Linked DNA regions of Mus musculus: region 2 is linked to region 1. Evidence: chromatin loops called from intact Hi-C (ENCODE). Cell type or tissue: left cerebral cortex. All regions are shown on one strand. Links, peaks and the distances in the headings refer to the core of each region. The heading gives the core; the rest is flanking DNA. Region 1 has its middle 7.4 kb from the start of Gm31977. Region 2 has its middle 12 kb from the start of Jmy.

Evidence for each region. Hi-C counts contacts between places; a loop is a spot of excess contacts. Peaks named below come from ENCODE experiments on the same cell type or tissue, not always from the same donor. Only the 100,000 strongest peaks of a DNase experiment are listed, where the experiment ranks them.
Region 2: it touches region 1 in a loop (2.6-fold over the local background); 5 of 42 quality-filtered maps call a loop at or near these places.

The regions. Positions count from the first base shown.
Region 1 is chr13:93,601,656-93,609,990 of GRCm38, reverse strand. No RefSeq gene overlaps it. Among named protein-coding and RNA genes, the nearest start is that of Gm31977, 7.4 kb to the right of the region's middle. In left cerebral cortex, for the core only: no CTCF peak of the experiment used is centred there; DNase peaks (open chromatin) are centred at 2,076, 2,863, 4,698, 5,085 and 1 more place; H3K27ac peaks cover 1,857 bases.
Region 2 is chr13:93,507,441-93,515,775 of GRCm38, reverse strand. No RefSeq gene overlaps it. Among named protein-coding and RNA genes, the nearest start is that of Jmy, 12 kb to the right of the region's middle. In left cerebral cortex, for the core only: no CTCF peak of the experiment used is centred there; a DNase peak (open chromatin) is centred at 4,756.

The sequences.
Region 1 (8,335 bases), core at 110-8,109:
GGACCTCAGGGACTAGATGATTGCCATTAGCCAGCAGGTGTTCCTGTCACCAGGTCCAGTGAGAATGGGTTACCTAGTGTGGGACTCTAGCTTGGAACGTTTTCATGTCAGACACAGGACAAGGTCAAGGTTCCGGGCCACAGAAGTTCCTCTGCTGGCCCTGGCCTTGAATGGCATTATGGAGACTGCATCGCTGCTCCAGCGTACAGTGCTGCTCACAGTGGTTCAATCACCCCTCACAGGGTCCATTGCCCTGTCAGGCCTTCTCCTCTGAGCCTACAGGGTCAACAGGCTACTACAGTCAGTGTCCCTGGCCTCATGGAGGCCATGCCATTGTGCTCTCTAGGCTGGCCTGAAGTCATATGAGATGACAAAGAGACATCCCTCGTGTGTGTGAGACCTCTCCTCTAGTCTCATGCAGCTAAGAGTGCAGCCAAAAAATCCAAGGAGGTCACATTTTCCTGCCAATACCTAAAGAATTAAAGACAAGTTTTTAAAATGTGTTCTTCCACACTTAGACTATAAAATTCCAAATGATAGGGGCTGGAGAGGTGGCTCAGTGGTTAAGAGAACTTGTTGTTCGTCCAGAGGATCAGGGTTCCTTTTCCAGCACCCACGTGAAGCAGTTCACAATTGTCTGTAACTCCTGCTCCTGGGGATCCAACACCATCCTCTGGCTTCTGCAGACACCCCGCACACATGTAGCATACATGTATGTGTAAGCAAACACACATGAAAACACACATGTGCACACACATAAATAATTTTAAAAAGAAATTCCAAGTGATAAACCTGACAGAACTTTCCTGTGTAAATGAATTACTGACAGGTTCCAGGGTTCTTGGTAAGATCTGCCCTTGTCCCATCAATGGTTCACCAATGATGATATCACGCGAGAGTCATAACACGACCAACATTAAGCAGACGGTTTTGGAGTGCTACAAAAGCAAGATCAAAGTGTTCCCAAAGGCCCTTGGCATTGTGGGTAATATTAGTGGTGCTACCTTTTCTTGCCGTGGGAGATGCAAATGTAAAATATTTGCCAACAAAGACAAAGAGGCCTCTCTACTCTTCTTCCTCATTAGGAGCAGGTAGGCCTGCCGTGATGGACTTCCATGAACACTGCTGGCAGAAAGCCAATAATAAAGACCCATTCTAGACTATTCTCAATTCTCAACTATTCTAAACCTTCTCAGCCACATCATCAGACCCCACAGGGCAGTGCTCTTTATTCACTAAAGCTCTCTGAGCTGTTTTGCTCCTCAGGCAGGCATGTGATGCTCTGCAGATTTCAATAAGGTGCTGGCTTCCTGCCATTCCTGCCAGATGAAACTCTTTCTAGAAGTCCCTTTTCAGTGCTCAAAGTGATCCACCCACTTCAGTGCCCACCTTCACGTCACTTGGCCAAACAGCCTTGCTCTCATCCTGGAGAGTGTTCACAAGGCCTGCTTCTTTCCTGCAGTATCTCCTGGGGCCTATGCCTTAAGCCCTGTGAGGACAAGGACATTGCCCCGCTCATAGGTCACTGTGACCAAAGACTAGACAGAGGGAGGGGACATTTATTTGGGCTCGTGGTTACAGTTATGGGAGTGAAGGCACAGAAGGCATGGCAGAGAGTGTGGCAGAGGCTCTCACACCTGGTGAATCAGGAAGAAAAGTGTTAGATAGGTACCAGAAATAACTGTGATGGTTTGCATATGCTTGGCCCAGGGGGTGGCACTATTAGAAGGTGTGGCCTTGTTGGAGGAAGTGTATCACTGTGGGAATGGGTTTGGAGACCCTCCTCCTAGCTGCCTGAGGATGCCCAGTCTGTTTCTGGCTTCCTTCCGATAAAGATGTAGAATTCTTAGTATCTCCTGCACCATGCCTGCCTGGACACTGCAGTGCTCTCACCTTGATGATAATGGACTGATCCTCTGAACCTATAAGCCCGCCCAAATTAAATGTTGTCATTTATAAGACTTGCCTTGGTCATGGTGTCTGTTCACAGCAGTAAAACCCTAACTAAGACACCCACATTGAAGGCCCATGCCCAGAAGCCACTGCTGCTGTGTAGGCTGGGTGTCTCTAAGCATCACGGGGAAGCACATGTTCAAAAGCGTGAGCCTGCTTCAGCCAGACATTCCACATTTCAACCACAGCCTGCTATATGTAGCTCCTGCACATTCAAGAAGTCCAGGCACATATGAGGGGTTCAACAGTACCATTTGGAGGATTATTTGGGAAATAATGATGCTTCTACAGAGACATAGCAAGTGGAAGCCTATCAGTGTGGAGATGAGAGCCAGCATTTTACATCAGAGGAAAGCATGTGTGTGCATGTGCGTGTACATGCACGTGTGCCTGTTGGCTACTCATTACCTGCCTGGAAGTCTCAACTTCAAAAGCCTTCAGTTGTAGATGATACAATGTGATATAATAAATCATAATGTCAACTTTCGTAATTATAAATGTGTCATAATAAAAAATAAGTTGAAAGTCTTGGGGCCCAGTAAGAAATCTAAATGCATGAAACAGATAAGTCTAAAGTCTAAAGAGCACTGGATAGGACCCACTCCGGATCAGTCCAATCATTTCTCTCAACTCAAGTGAGAGCGCAACCAAATGAGCTGGAATTCTGCCAGAATGTGGTCCCAGCACAGCACAGGCCAAGTCCTGGATCCCAAATAACCTACCCACTCCACTCTGTAAAACAATTACAAAGAAATTTGCTCAGAGGCCAAACCCTCAACAATGCTGAAGCCTATTTCTCTTGCTTGGGCCGGCCTTCTGTTTCAGTTCCATTTCACAGCAGACCGCTCGGGTTTTCCACTTTCTTGCAAACTGCCCACAACAGAAAAGATTCCTTACTGTTCCTCCAACTGCTGTACCCAGTCCTCCCTCTTCCCACCCTTCTCCTTTGAGGCTTGTGCCTGCAGCCACCCACAGTCCGCATGGCATGTCCGTGTTCTTTCCTGCTCTTTCCCAGGCCCCGCCCCTCCAATTCCTCCTGCAGTCAGTGAAGCCTGACTGCCTCCTCCGGACGAAGGTCATCATCCTAGAAAATCAGAGTCATCCAAGGTGACCCAGCTCGCACCCTCCTTCCCTGCCAGTTTCCTCCATCAGTCCCTTCCGGCCAAGCTATGCTTAAACCAGGATTGCTTTCCACTCCAACAGCCCGGGCTCGGAGGTATCAGAGCCTCTGTGGCAGTGGTTCTCAACCTGTGGGTCACGACCCCTTTGAGAAGGTCAAATGATCCTTTCACAGTGATCAGGTATCAGATATCCTGCATATCAGATATTTCCACTAAGATTCATTACAGTAGCAAAACTACAGCTATGAAGTAGCAGTGAAATGATTTTATGACTGAGGGGCACCACAACATGAGGAACTGTGTTCAAGGGTCCCAGCATTAGGAAGGTTGAGAACCACTGCTCTGTGGTGTCTGGGGCCCGTGCTTTGCCCTTAGACTTTTTCAGTCCTTCAGTTCTATCTCACTCCATTCCTTTTCTTTGGCTAGGGCTTTGATCTGGCATCTTAACTAAATGTTAGAAACCTGGGGAGCTGCCCTGACTCAGGATGGAGGTCCTCGACCCCCGTGCTTGCAGAAGAAGTGGACAGACCCTCAGTATCCTGTACCCACTATACCCCCCAGGGGGTGGGGTTCATCACTGAACACTTTCCTGGCTGCACCTTCATTCCCTCCTCTCTTCTCTGCCGTGTGTTCTTGAAAGGCCTCCATTGGAACCCACGGTACACCTACAGGAAAGGAATAGAGCCCTGCTCAAATATGCCCACTTTCCATGAAGGGCAGGTCTTGCCTGAGGGGCTGTGTGGTGGAGTCTAAAGATTACCAGGAAGTGAGGGCAATATACCAACCTACTAAGTGTTGAAGGAAGGGCAAGAGCTGTGGATCCAACAGGCACTGAATGAATCTGATTGGCAGGTGGGATCAGCCATCTACTCCTAGTTCAGCCCACTGACTGGAGCTGAGTGGACACACAACAGAAGAATGGCAGACTGACCGGTCGAGACTGAGGGAGGCAGGCTGAAAACTGATGCAGTGAGTGCCTCCGACAAGCCAAAGGTTATTTACTGCTGCTCTTCCTCATGGAAGACAGGAAACTGTAAAGAGCCCTGAGTTTCTGAGGAGCCAAGGAACACTGCAGTAGGGAGGGAGAAGTAGAAGAGTAAGATACAGAGAATGTGGCAGGGCCACCCTCCCTACTGTGTGCCAGGCCAGGTGACACACAGGGAGAGTGTAGCAGGGCCACCCTCCCTACTGTGTGCCAGGCCAGGTGACACACAGGGAGAATGTAGCAGGGCCACCCTCCCTACTGTGTGCCAGACCAGGTGACACACAGAGAGAGTGTAGCAGGGCCACCCTCCCTACTGTGTGCCAGACCAGGTGACACACAGAGAGAGTGTAGCAGGGCCACCCTCCCTACTGTGTGCCAGGCCAGGTGACACACAGGGAGAATGTAGCAGGGCCACCCTCCCTAATGTGTGCCATCCCAGGTGATACACAGAGTGTAGCAGGTCAGCCCTCCCTACTGTGTGCCAGCCCAGGTGGCACACAGAGTGTAGCAGGTCAGCCCTCCTGACTAGGTGTCAGGCCAAGTTCATCCACTTCGTCTGAACAGCTGCTGCATCTTCCACATTTTTTTGTCTGCAACCTGCAGGGCTCCACAGGAGTCATCTTGGGCTAGTACGTTACCAGAGCAACGAATTACTGTTTACAAGGTAGATGAGAAAAGAAGAACAACATAGGGACAGCACAATATCTGAAAGAATGTGCAGAATGTTAGAAACATGAGGGAAAAAATGCTATCAAAAAACAAACAAAGAAACAAAATCCCAAGCCCACTGGAATGGGAGAAGGACGACAAATATCTTTAAGGTATAGACAAACAGCTGGAATTCTGACACATCTTCTGCCTGGAAAACAAGGGTGACACATCACACTACTGTGAAACATAAGTGCTATTACAGAACAATGTCTCCAGGTGACTGCCCAGGGGTATCCACCTGTCGGAAGCATATGACTGTCGGGATGAATCAGAGCTGTGTAAATTAGCCAGCGAGTACATTGTAGGCAGAAATATGTGTTGGTGAGAGACAGGAGCCTTGAATCTGTGGGCAGGAGTGGGCGTGCAGAGAATGAAAAACAGCCAGGAAAAGAACAAAACAAATTCCCAATTCTTCACTTTGACTGTGTGTGCAATTCAGTATCTGGGCCTGAGTTTTTAAACAGGATAAAACAACAACAACAACAACAACAACAAAAAAAAAAAAAAACCATCCAATAGCAACATCAGCTACAGGGCTAGTTAAACCCAGAGAACGGCTTCCGTGCGTCTCCCACCAGGGAGCAAATATAAGACAGACAGTGGTGTTTACTTTGAAGGAAACTCAAGTACACATTTCCTCAAGCGACTCAAGACTGTTCAAGCAAGCAGGCAGAGTGGTTCATTGATAAGAGCCTTTCAGGCTTCATTAAGCTTTCAAGTTGTAATAACCCACAGGCTCAACTTAGTGCTTAAGAGTGAAGAACAGGATGTAAGTCAGTATGAAGAGCACATTAGACCAAGGGCAGTGGTGCTCACCTGCAATAGTAGCAGAGGAGAGATAGAGGCAGTCGGATCAGGAAAGTGAGACCAGCCTGGGCTACATTTAGAAACCCGGTCTCTAAAAGCAAAATTATACAGAAAAAGAATGCATCGGCAGTTCAGGCTACACATGCAAACAGGATCTTCTCTTCCATGTTCCCTTTACCAATCCATAGATATTGTCCTTGGCAGATGTGGTCAGAGGCAGAAGGGGCTGGCGAGAGGGGAGCAAACACAAAGAGATCCCAAGGAAGAGGCCTGAGACTTGAGCCACGCACCGCGGAAAGTTGAAGAAGTGACCTTTCAGCCCATCCCATAACCCCCGATGGTATAAGAAAATGACCTGGCCATGATGTGTGTTCTGAGGTCCTAATGACTTTGATCTCAACAGGACTCTAAAGTCATAGTTTCCCACGTCCTCTTGGGAATCTTCAAAGATGTGAAAGGCTTTTCCTACTAGATCATTATGTTTCTAGGAAACCTTCAGATTTCCTGGAACTATTTTGTATAATTTATAAAGAGCCTACAAATTCACACACCAAAGACTCTGCTAATAAAAGAGATGGTAAAAATGTTTGAATAGACGAAAAGCTGTCTGACAGGAAGATGTATGACTCCTCTAAACAGTAAGAGAAAGAACCATGTTAAAGATATGTGGCAATATAACACATTACCCGCTGTAATTGGAGCTATATGAGAAGAACCTGCCAGCCATGTCCTGACTTTTATCCACAAATGGGATGGATCATTAAGATGGGTGTTGCTTTATCTTGTTTGCCAATTTGTTTGCTGATTCAATAGCATTTATTGAGTGTCTGCTTCTCTATGCTGGCATTGTTGCAGGTGCCTGGGTGGAAGAAGAAAAACATTTATGATAATAATAACATCATTGCTTGGGTGCTTGTTGCGTGGCTGTCTCTTAGAGTCCTGAAGCAAGAATATGAGCAACCAAACATTGTTGTTTTCCAGGAGAAGAAATTGAGACTTGCCTAAAGCCTACCGTGTCTACACCCCGAGAAGAATACACCCCGAGTCTAACTAAAAGTGGCCAAGTGTTTGCTAATCTTTCCTGATTTTACACACACCTTCCTGCAATGAGCTGATTAGTTTAGAATTCATTTCAAGATCTCCGGCTGCCAATACATTCTTGGCACATACTAGTCTCAATAAATATTTGCTAAATAAAACATTTAGCTAAATTGACAACTGAAAATATTTGCTAAACTTAATAATTAAAATGAATGGTATAAATTGAAAATATCAAATTAAATCATTGAAGACACCGAAAATATTTGCTGAATGGGAAATGAATCATCAAGCCGCCAAATAGTTTCGTTTCCGTTTAATTCCATAAAAGTGTGATGCTTACGTGCTGAATGTGGTTTTGAGGAATCTTACTCTTAGCAATTGCCTGCAAATATCACGTTGGCCATCCAGCTGCAGTCCCTGGACCTCCAGGATAAGTAGGTTGCCCACACTAAGCTGTCTAATTTAAAAGTGCGTGTCAGATCATTACAGAGCTCACTCAACACTCCTTCTCTTCACTGGGTCATTCAAAGTTTGGTCTTGACTGATGCTGTTGGAGCTCTGAAAACTAATCATACTTAAGTATTTCATTACACACACACACACACACACACACACACACACACACGAAGGTTAGAGAAGTGTGGCCCGCACACTTAGGTCCCATCCACGTCTTCCATAACTCATGGTGTGACCACCGAAGCACACAGCTCTGTACCTGATTCAAAATGTGTGATTTTCCCACCGGGGCTGGGACAGTCCTCTGGGAGACCCAAGTGGTTGTTCAGTTTCCATTTCAGAGTTCTCTCCACCATTCATCTTCCAGGAAACTCATCCCTGGGTCCTCTTGCCCACCTTTCCTCTAATAATGACTCTTTGCCATTAAAACAACACCCTAAGGGGACACTGTGCAGCCCTCCCAAGCCTATGTATTTGATGTAAAACCCAGCTTGTCCAGAGATGTAAAACCCTTCTGGACCCCACACACAGTAAACTACTGACACTGGCGCTGCGGAGATGAGCAACTTTAATGAGTGATTGAGTGACCTTTCAAGTCTGGTGGTTCTCCTGACTTGTCAACAGTCTCAGGTAGCGGCTGGTGTTCTCTTGCTAATTGTATTATCCAAAAAACCTGTGTGTGGCAAAAGGAAGCATGCCCCGCAGCTGGCTCTGATTGGTAATAAAGAATTGCCAAACAGCCAATGACTGGGCAGACGGAGACTTGGGCGTGTGTGTGTGGGGGGGGGGGGGGGAATCTTTAGATTTGCACTGGCTAGGAACTGGAAAAGAGGAGAAACAAAATCGCCATGATTCGGAGGGAGATGGATCAGATTTAGAGCTGCAGAAGGAAACGCATCCAAAACGTCTTTAAGAAGGAATGCGGTCCCCAGAAGGGCTGCCCAGAAGCGTCTTGGACAGCAAAGACTAGGGAGCGGCCCAGAAGGAGCCAGGGCAACAAAGATAAAATACAGAATTAGAGGGCGTTAAACCAGAATTACAGGAAGGAAATGTGTGCTAGCTACGGGGAGGATTAGAACTGCCCAGCCTTTGAGCTAGTCGAGGCATTTTAAAATGAACTTGTGTGTGTGTGTGTGTGTGTGTGTGTGTTCCCTTCGCAAACCCAGATAGCTCCTGGGCGAGTGCGCACATGTGACTCTCCTCGAGCCAAAGTGGTGTGGCCAACTACTAGAGCAGGGTGTTCAAGCTGGCGGAGCACCAC
Region 2 (8,335 bases), core at 25-8,024, 94 kb after region 1:
CAGACGAGACTGGGAGTGTACACCTAGTGGTAGAGTTTTACTTAACCTAGTCTAAGCCCCAAGCTTGATCCTTAGCACCAAGTGTTGGGGAAAGCAGAAGACGTCATGTCCAGTTCATGGGGAGTTGAGGGAAACTGATTCATGAGAAGGAAGAATGTAGGTGTAGAACAATGATCCCAGAACTTAGACTAAGTCACTTTCAACCCTGTTGATACATTAGGATCATTAGAGGCCTTGTGACAAATCTCTCAACCCCACCCTTTATCATCCTGTCATAAATTACGTGGAGTGAGGAGACATGTCCTGAAATGAGACTGAGTTTGAGCATGAACTGTGAGGACTAAATGAGGGGTTGAGGACTTGGTTTAGTTAGGAAAGTGCTTGCTGTACAAGCCCAAGGCACTGGATTAGACTTCCAGATGCTGCAATGTGTGCTAGAATCCCAGCACTAGGGAATCTAGAGACAGGAAGACCTCTGGGTCTGTCTGGCCAGCCAGCCTGGCTGAATCAATGATGCCCCGCTTCAGTGAGAGATCCTATGTTCTGTATGCTGCAGAGAATAACCTGTTTTTCATTTGGGTGAATGGATACATAGCAAAACATCATCCAATCTCAAGCTCAAAACTCCAGCAGGAACTGAGTGGGGAAATTCCGTTGAGACACTCAGCTAGAACTCCCCAGCTAGTCCTAGACAGAGTGCAGTGTCCCTTGGGTGAGGCTCCCAAGTAAAAGAGCAGAGAGAACAGGCAGAGATTTTATCATCAAAGTGGACTCTCCTAACATCCAGCAGAAGCCAAGTGGAGGCTGTCAGCTGGTTTTCCTGATGGACTTTCTCTCCATGGATGAACCTTCCTGCTTCTCTTCCAGCTGAAGACACTTTTATATCATGGGATAAATAATAGTAACCTCTGCTGGAAACATTCACTCTCTAGCCGTTCTCAAGGATACAATGTTGTTACTCTTGGGCTGTTTTACTCTTCTCTTCCCTCAGGGGAGCAGGCCATCTCCATATAAGCCCATCTCCATAAACATGCTTGGCTCTGATGACGTAGGCCGACTCTGTTCCCATAGTCACCTTCTCAATGAATTCAAACATCAGGTGACAATTTGCCAAAGTAAGGATCATTACACTTTGCCTCAAAACCAAGGCAGATAGCTGGGTGTGGTGGCACACCCCTTTAATTCCAGCACTTTGGAGACAGAGGAAGGTAGGACTGTTAGTTCTGGGCCATTGTGGTCTGCATATCGAGTACTAAGTCAGTTAAGGTTATCCCGATTTGTGCATGCACACATCTGCATAAGAATACATCAAATCAGGTGTTAGCAAGTACAAGGCCAGGAAGTTTGTATTATTTTAGAAAAGTCAGAGAAAAGAGTTGGTAGAGGGTAGTGCAATGGCTTTGTAGAGAAAAGAAAATGAAAAGGGAGCTAAAACAAGAGAGAAATGTAATGGGCAGACTGCAGAATTGGCTGACTTCTAAAGACAAGCTGAACACACCCTGCGCTATCCAGAACGAGGCTCCTGCGTGCAAGTGAAGCCCCGAGGAAGGGTTAAACTGAGCGCAGCAGAGTATCTTTTGGGGAGATTAGAAGGCACTTCCTCTTGACTTTTTTCTCACAGTGAGAATTCATCTTAACTAGATAAAAAGGGTTTTTAAGAAGGCAAAACCAAGGTCAAGTGTAGGGGTACAGGCCTTTCATCCCAGCACTTGGGAGGCAGAGGTAGGTAGATCTCTGTGAGTTTTAGGCGGACTTGGTCTGCATAGTGAGTTCCAGGATAGCTCCAGGGGTACATATTAGAGAGACCCTGTCTTTAAAAATTAAAAAGTAAAACAAAATAACATCTGGGGGAATTTTGAATTATGGAACATAAAATAATAATGACAGTTTAACTATGGCAGTGCAGGTGGACTTAGAAGTCTCCATTGTTGCTGCTTGAGCCTCACAAGTGACAATATGATAAATATGTGCCACTATTCTTGGCTTAAGTAGCAAATCTGAGGCCAGCCTAGGCTCCTTGAAATTCTATTTTAAAAAATAAAATAAGCAGGACATGGTGGTGCACACCTTTAGTCCCAGCACTTGGGAGGCAGAGGCAGAGGCAGAGGCAGAGGCAGGTGGATTTCTGAGTTCGAGACCAGCCTGGTCTACAAAGTGAGTTCCAGGACAGCCAGGGCTACACAGAGAAACCCTGTCTCGAAAAAACCAAATAAAATAAACAGAAGTGAATAAACAAGAGTAAAAATGTTAAAATTTGAAATAATTTATTATAGTAGCCATAGAAACTAATACATAACCATCCAGATTGCCCGCCCACCTTTAGTCCCAGCACTTGGGAGCAAACGTAGGTAGATCTCTGCATTTAAGGCCAACTTGGTTTACAGAATGAGTATAGCCAGGGTTACATAGAGAAAAAAACAAACAAACAAAAAAGACAAACAGAAAGAAAGAAAGAAGAAAGAAAGAAAGAAAGAAAGAAAGAAAGAAAGGAAGGAAGGAAGGAAGGAAGGAAGGAAGGAAGGAAGAAAGAAAGAAAGAAAGAAAGAAAAGGAGAAAAAAACTAAAGAAAACAACATTGTGATAGCTTGTATATGCTTGCCCCAGGGAGTGGCACTATTAGAAGATGTGGCCTTGTTGGAGTAAGTGTGTCACTGTGGGTATGGGCTTTAAGACCCTCATTCTAGCTTCCTGGAAGTCAGTAATCTGCTAGCAGCCTTCAGATGAAGATATAGAACTCTCAGCTCCTCCTGCACCATACTTGCATGGATGCTGCCATGCTCCCACCTTGATGATAATGGACTGAACCTCTGACCTGCAAGCTAGTCCCAATTAAATGTTGTCCTTGTAAGAGTTGCCTTGGAGCCTGCTGTCAGGAGCCTCCTGTGAGGCTCTACCAGTACCTGGCAAATACAGAAGTGGATGCTCACAATTATCCATTGGACAGAGCACAAGGTCCCCAATGAAGGAGCCAGAGAAAGTACTCAGGTAGCTGAAGAGGTCTGAAGCCCCATAGGAGGAACATCAATATGAACTAACCAGTACCCTCAGAGCTCCTTGGAACTATACGACCAATCAAAGAAAACACATGGTGGAACTTGTGGCTCTAGCTATATATGTAGCAGAGGATGGCCTAGTTGGTCATCAATGGGAGGAAAGGCCCTAGGTCCTGTGAAGGCTTTATGCCCCAGTATAGGGGAATGCCAGGACCAGGAATGGGAGTGGGTGGGTTGGGGAGCAGGGGTGAGGGGGAGGAGATAGGGGATTTTCGGAGAGGAAATTAGGAAAGGGGATAACATTTGAAATGTAAATAAAGAAAATATTTAAAAAAAAAAAAAGAACTATCAGGAAAACTATCAGGAACTATCATGACCTTGGTCATGGTGTCTGTTCACAGCATCAAAACCCTAAGACAAACATAAAATATACATAAACATATGAAATAAGAAGATCAGGCTGGAAAGATGCTCAATGCTTAAGAGCATTTATTGCTTTTGAGGAGGACCCAGGTTCAGTTCTCAGCACCCACACAATGGCTTACAACCATCCATAACGCTAGTTCCAGGAGATCCAACTTCCTCTTCTGACTTCCACAGGCAGGAGGCACAAATGTGGTGCACATATGTACATGTAGACAATACACTAATACACACAAAATGAAATAAACACTTGTAAAAGTATGTTTTTGAGACTGAGGCATTGGGGAAAAGTTAAAGTCAGCCCGGGTTGCTTAATGAGATCTTTTTGAAAATAATTAATTAAGCATCATATTGTCTTTTGACACAGTATCTCACAATAACCTAGAAATTTGTTACCTAGTGTTTGGTTTTGGTCTCTGAGACCTGCCTATTTTATGTATCAAAGCAGCAGACCTGGCCTCAGGGTTCTCCCAGCATCCCTCAGTCTCTACCTGCTATACCTTGTCCCCAACCCTGAACTTTCCAGCCCAGGAGCTGGGCTGCCCTTCCCCCAGGGGCTCCATCCTACATCCTCTAGACATTTTGATCTTTACACTCTTCCCCTTCTCCTCTCTCTCTGTGCATGCATTCTTCTTTCTCTCCCCCTCCCTGCACGCCTCCCCTTGCCAACTTCCTGGCCTCCTTCCTTGAGGCAAGCGAACTCGATAAACCTGGCTTTAATATACTCTAACTTGAATTGGCTCATTTCATCTTAAATTCCTCATCGTTTTGTCTCTACCTCTCAAGTTCCCAGATTACAAGCATGTACCATCATGCTGGGCTCAAAACATACTTTTAAAATAAGGCTTATTATGACAGGAAAACAAGAGGAAAATTTGTACTTGGAGATGTGTATATTTCCTCTCTCAAAAATATTTTGTAAAAATGTAGCTATTGTGTCATATCTAGACTTTATTAATATTTGGATTTACTACACTATGAAAAATTAGTACAGTACATTCTACGCAATGAGAAAAAAGCCCAAATCGATTTTGTAGTTTCCTTAGAATCACGAAAGAAAAAAATCATTGCAAATGTAACAATGAACCTATATGCTGCCAATTGCCCTTGGGATATTCTGAAAATGTGTCCATTTCTAACTTCTGGGAATATGTCCTGGTAATCCATCAAACTGGAGCTGAGGACTAGGCTGTGAGTACCTCGGTCCTGCTCACAGTGTGTCCTCGATGTGCCACGAATCAATGATCTAGTGAGTAGTAGGACGCCTTTCCAAGCACAGATGGCATTCATGGCAGCTTTGAGAATGGGCCTCAGAGTGTCGAGCTTAAGCAACAGACTCCCAGGCAGCTGCTTTTGGATCTGCCACCCTTCCCTCCCCGAGGCTCCCAGCCAGGGGTGGAGTAAGCAAGGGGACTAGGCAGGCCTGCTCCTGTGAGACACGGAGTGGCCTTGCCAACACATCCTTAGCTCCATTCTACTCTGAGCCTTCCTTTCTTCCCTGTCCTTCCGAGCAGCGGGGCGGACTCTCAGCCTTCCTGTTCTCCTTCTTTGTCTGCGTGTCTGCATCTTTCTTTTCCCTGTCGATGCTTTCCTTTCAAATCTCTTGCACCTCCGATTCCACCCGATGGTTGTTGCTTAGATGAGTTTTAAATAACTGTTTCAATGTCTCAGAGCAGCCCCTAGAAGAAAAACAGACACAATGAAGGCTGTGCTCAGGGATATAAATGTAGTAGCGATTTAAATGTCCTATTCTAGGTGTGGTATGCAGCAATACGTGTGTGCATGTGCACACACATACATTCAATAAATGTCCTAAATGGCTATTATTATGTAAATTTACACATTAGAATTCTTTTTGGATTTTTGTTTCTTTTCCTTTTGGACTGGTATTATTTTATAGCCCAGGCTAGCCTCTAGCTTGCAATCTTTCTGCTTCTGCGGCCCCAGTCCTAAGATTTCAGGCATATAATTATCACATATAACTTGGAGTTCTTTTTAAAAAAAAAATAACAGTAAAGTCCTTTAAAGACTTTAAGGATGTGTTAGGTAAGAAGAGTTGCTTACAGTGAGATCTGATTTTTGTGTAAATAAATGGAGAAAGAGACATAATAAGATATACACCAAGAGCTTTTTTTGTTTGTTTTGTTTTCATGGTGTTGAGGTTTTGTGTACCCTGGGCTAGCATTCTCACAGCAAAGCTGTTCCGTCACAGTTTAAAGCAGTTGTCTCTAGGTAGCATTTAAAGCTTTAGTCCCGGTGTGGTGCCTTTAATTCCAGCATTCAGGAGGTAAAGACAGGTAGAGATAGACCTCTGTGTTCAAGGCCATCCTGGTCTACAGAGTGAGTTTCAGGACAGTCAGGGCTACTCGGAGAAACCCTGTCTTGAAAAAAAAAATTCCCCCTTGTTTTGATGAGGCTAGAGAAATGCCTCAGTAGTTAAGATAATATGCTATTCTTATAGAGAACCCAATTTGAGTTCCCAGTAACCCAAATGGTAGGCACACAAATGGCACATATATGTACAAACATACATGCAGACGAAACACAATAAAATAAGTAAATTAAATAAATAGAACAAAATGTACTGTTTGGGAGTGGGAAAGATGGATCCTTGCTAAAAATGATAAAGAGTGCTCCCTTTTCTTCTTTTTACTTTCCTTTCCCCCTTCTATCCACCCTCCCGCCCCCTCCTTAAGACAGGGTCTCACTGTGTAGTCCTGGCTGTCCTGGAACTTACCTTGTTGTCAAGGCTGGCCTTGAATTTACAGAGATAACCTGCCTCTGCCTCCCAAATACTGGGATTAAATGTGTGCACCACCATACTTGGTGTATACTGCCTTTTCAGGGGGGACCTGTGTTCAGTTTTTATAATCTAATTCAGGTAGTTTCCAACTTCCTATAACTCCAACTCCAGGGGCTCCAGTGAGCTTTCTTGGACTCAGCAAGCACTGGCACTCACATGTGTAAATACCCACAAACAGCATACACATACACACAACTGAAAATGTTACAAATCTGTTGCAGGAAATATTAGAAAATGAATAGAGCCTGCACATTCTAGGGCCAGGTGTGGGTGTGAGTGCCTTTAAGCCCAGGACTTGAGAGGCAGAGGGAGGCAGATCTCTGTGAGTTTGAAGCTGGCCTGACCTACATAAGGAGTTCCAGGACAGCCAGGGCTATGTAGAGAGATTTCTCAGGAAAACAAAAAACAAAAACAAAAACAAAACAAAAAACTATATATATTGATATCCTTAAAGATAAATAAAACTTTGTTTTGATTTGCCTGTAGTTTTAACTATATATGCATGAAACACACATTGTTTTTTGCAGCGATCGACTTTCTTAAGCTTTAAAGTCTGTGATCAAGCATGGCACTTGTGGGTTCCGGGTGTCACTCCCCTGCCATCTAACTCTCCACACGCCAGTGTCATCCCAGACTGCCCCGCTCTTCCTGTCTCTCTCTCTCCACAGCTGCAGGCTTGGTGCAGGGAAGCTCTCTGACATGAGTCTCCCTCATTTCCAGGCGAGGTCGAGCTCCTGACCTTCAGGGCACCGGCTCTGTCTTCCTGAAGCGCTGAATGTGGTAGCCTGGAGATGGGAGCTCCTCATGGGGTGAAACTTGACTTAGGAGAAATGAGATGTGGGGAAGAAGCTGGCAGACATAGTCTCCATTCCTGCTTAAGTCCAGTCACCTCCCTGAGGGTGATTTTTCACCCTCAGTGTCTCCTATGTGGGGCATGGAGGAAGTCCTGAGTGTGTATGTGTTGTTGACATGTGAGCTGGCCAAGTCAAAGACCAAAGTCTCAGCACTATGGGAGTGTCAAAACTCATAGGGATGGCAAAGCCTTCCTCAGATCTAAGTGTTTATGCTTACAGTGTGTGCAAAAAATACTCACATAGCTTTCTCCCACGATGCACAGCTTTCCCTGGCATGCATGGCTACTCCCTGGGAGGTTCACTTCTTGAAGACTTCTTTCCTACAGAGACAGCTCCTCCTGAGATAAGGAAACCTGTTGCCTTGCTCAGATGTATATAATACACACTCTAAGCTTCCAAGGCTGCCATGGTTTCCCATCGGAGCCCAGACCCCAACTCCACCTTTTTCATCTGACCCTACCTTTTCTGTGTTGGTGTACCCATGTGTCTGACATTCTCTTGTCGCCTCAGTCAGGTCAATTCCAGGAGCCATGTAGCATGTGGCATCCCTGCATGCTACCTATGCCAGGGCCTTTGGGCATCTTGGAAGTTGTAAAATCAGAATATGATATAAAGTACTATGAAGGGCGATGAAGGCATATGCAGACAAGCACTGTCACTTAAGTAGACTTTCCTTAAAAAAGCAGAAACTGGTCTGGAGAGATTGTGATGGCTCAGTGGTTAAGAGCACTTACTACTTGTGGTGGTTTGAGTATGCTTGGCCCAGGGAGTGGCACTATCAGGGGTTGTGGCCTTATTGGAGAAAGTATGTCACTGTGGGTGTGGGCTTTAAGACCCTCATCCTAGCTCCCTGGAAGCCAGTCTTCTGTTTGCCTTCGGAACAAGATGTAGAACACTTAGCTTTTCCTACATCATGCTTGCCTGGATGCTGCCATGTTCCTGCCTTGATGATAATGGTCTGAACCTCTGAACCTTTAAGCCAACCTCAATTAAATGTTGTCCTTATAAGAGTTGCCTTGCCTATATATACGTGTGTGTGTGTGTGTGTGTGTGTGTGTGTGTGTATCTGTGTGTGTGCGTGCATAATAACTAAATAAATCTTTTGTTGTTGTCCTTAAATTTTTAGAAAAGAAAGAAAACCTTGCTGCTCAGCTGCATGAAATCAGCAGGCACTTCAGAATTCCAGATTCATGTTTGTTTGTTTCCTTTCTTCCTTCCTTTGATAGTTGCTAGTTTGCCCAGATAACCTCAAACTTGAGGTT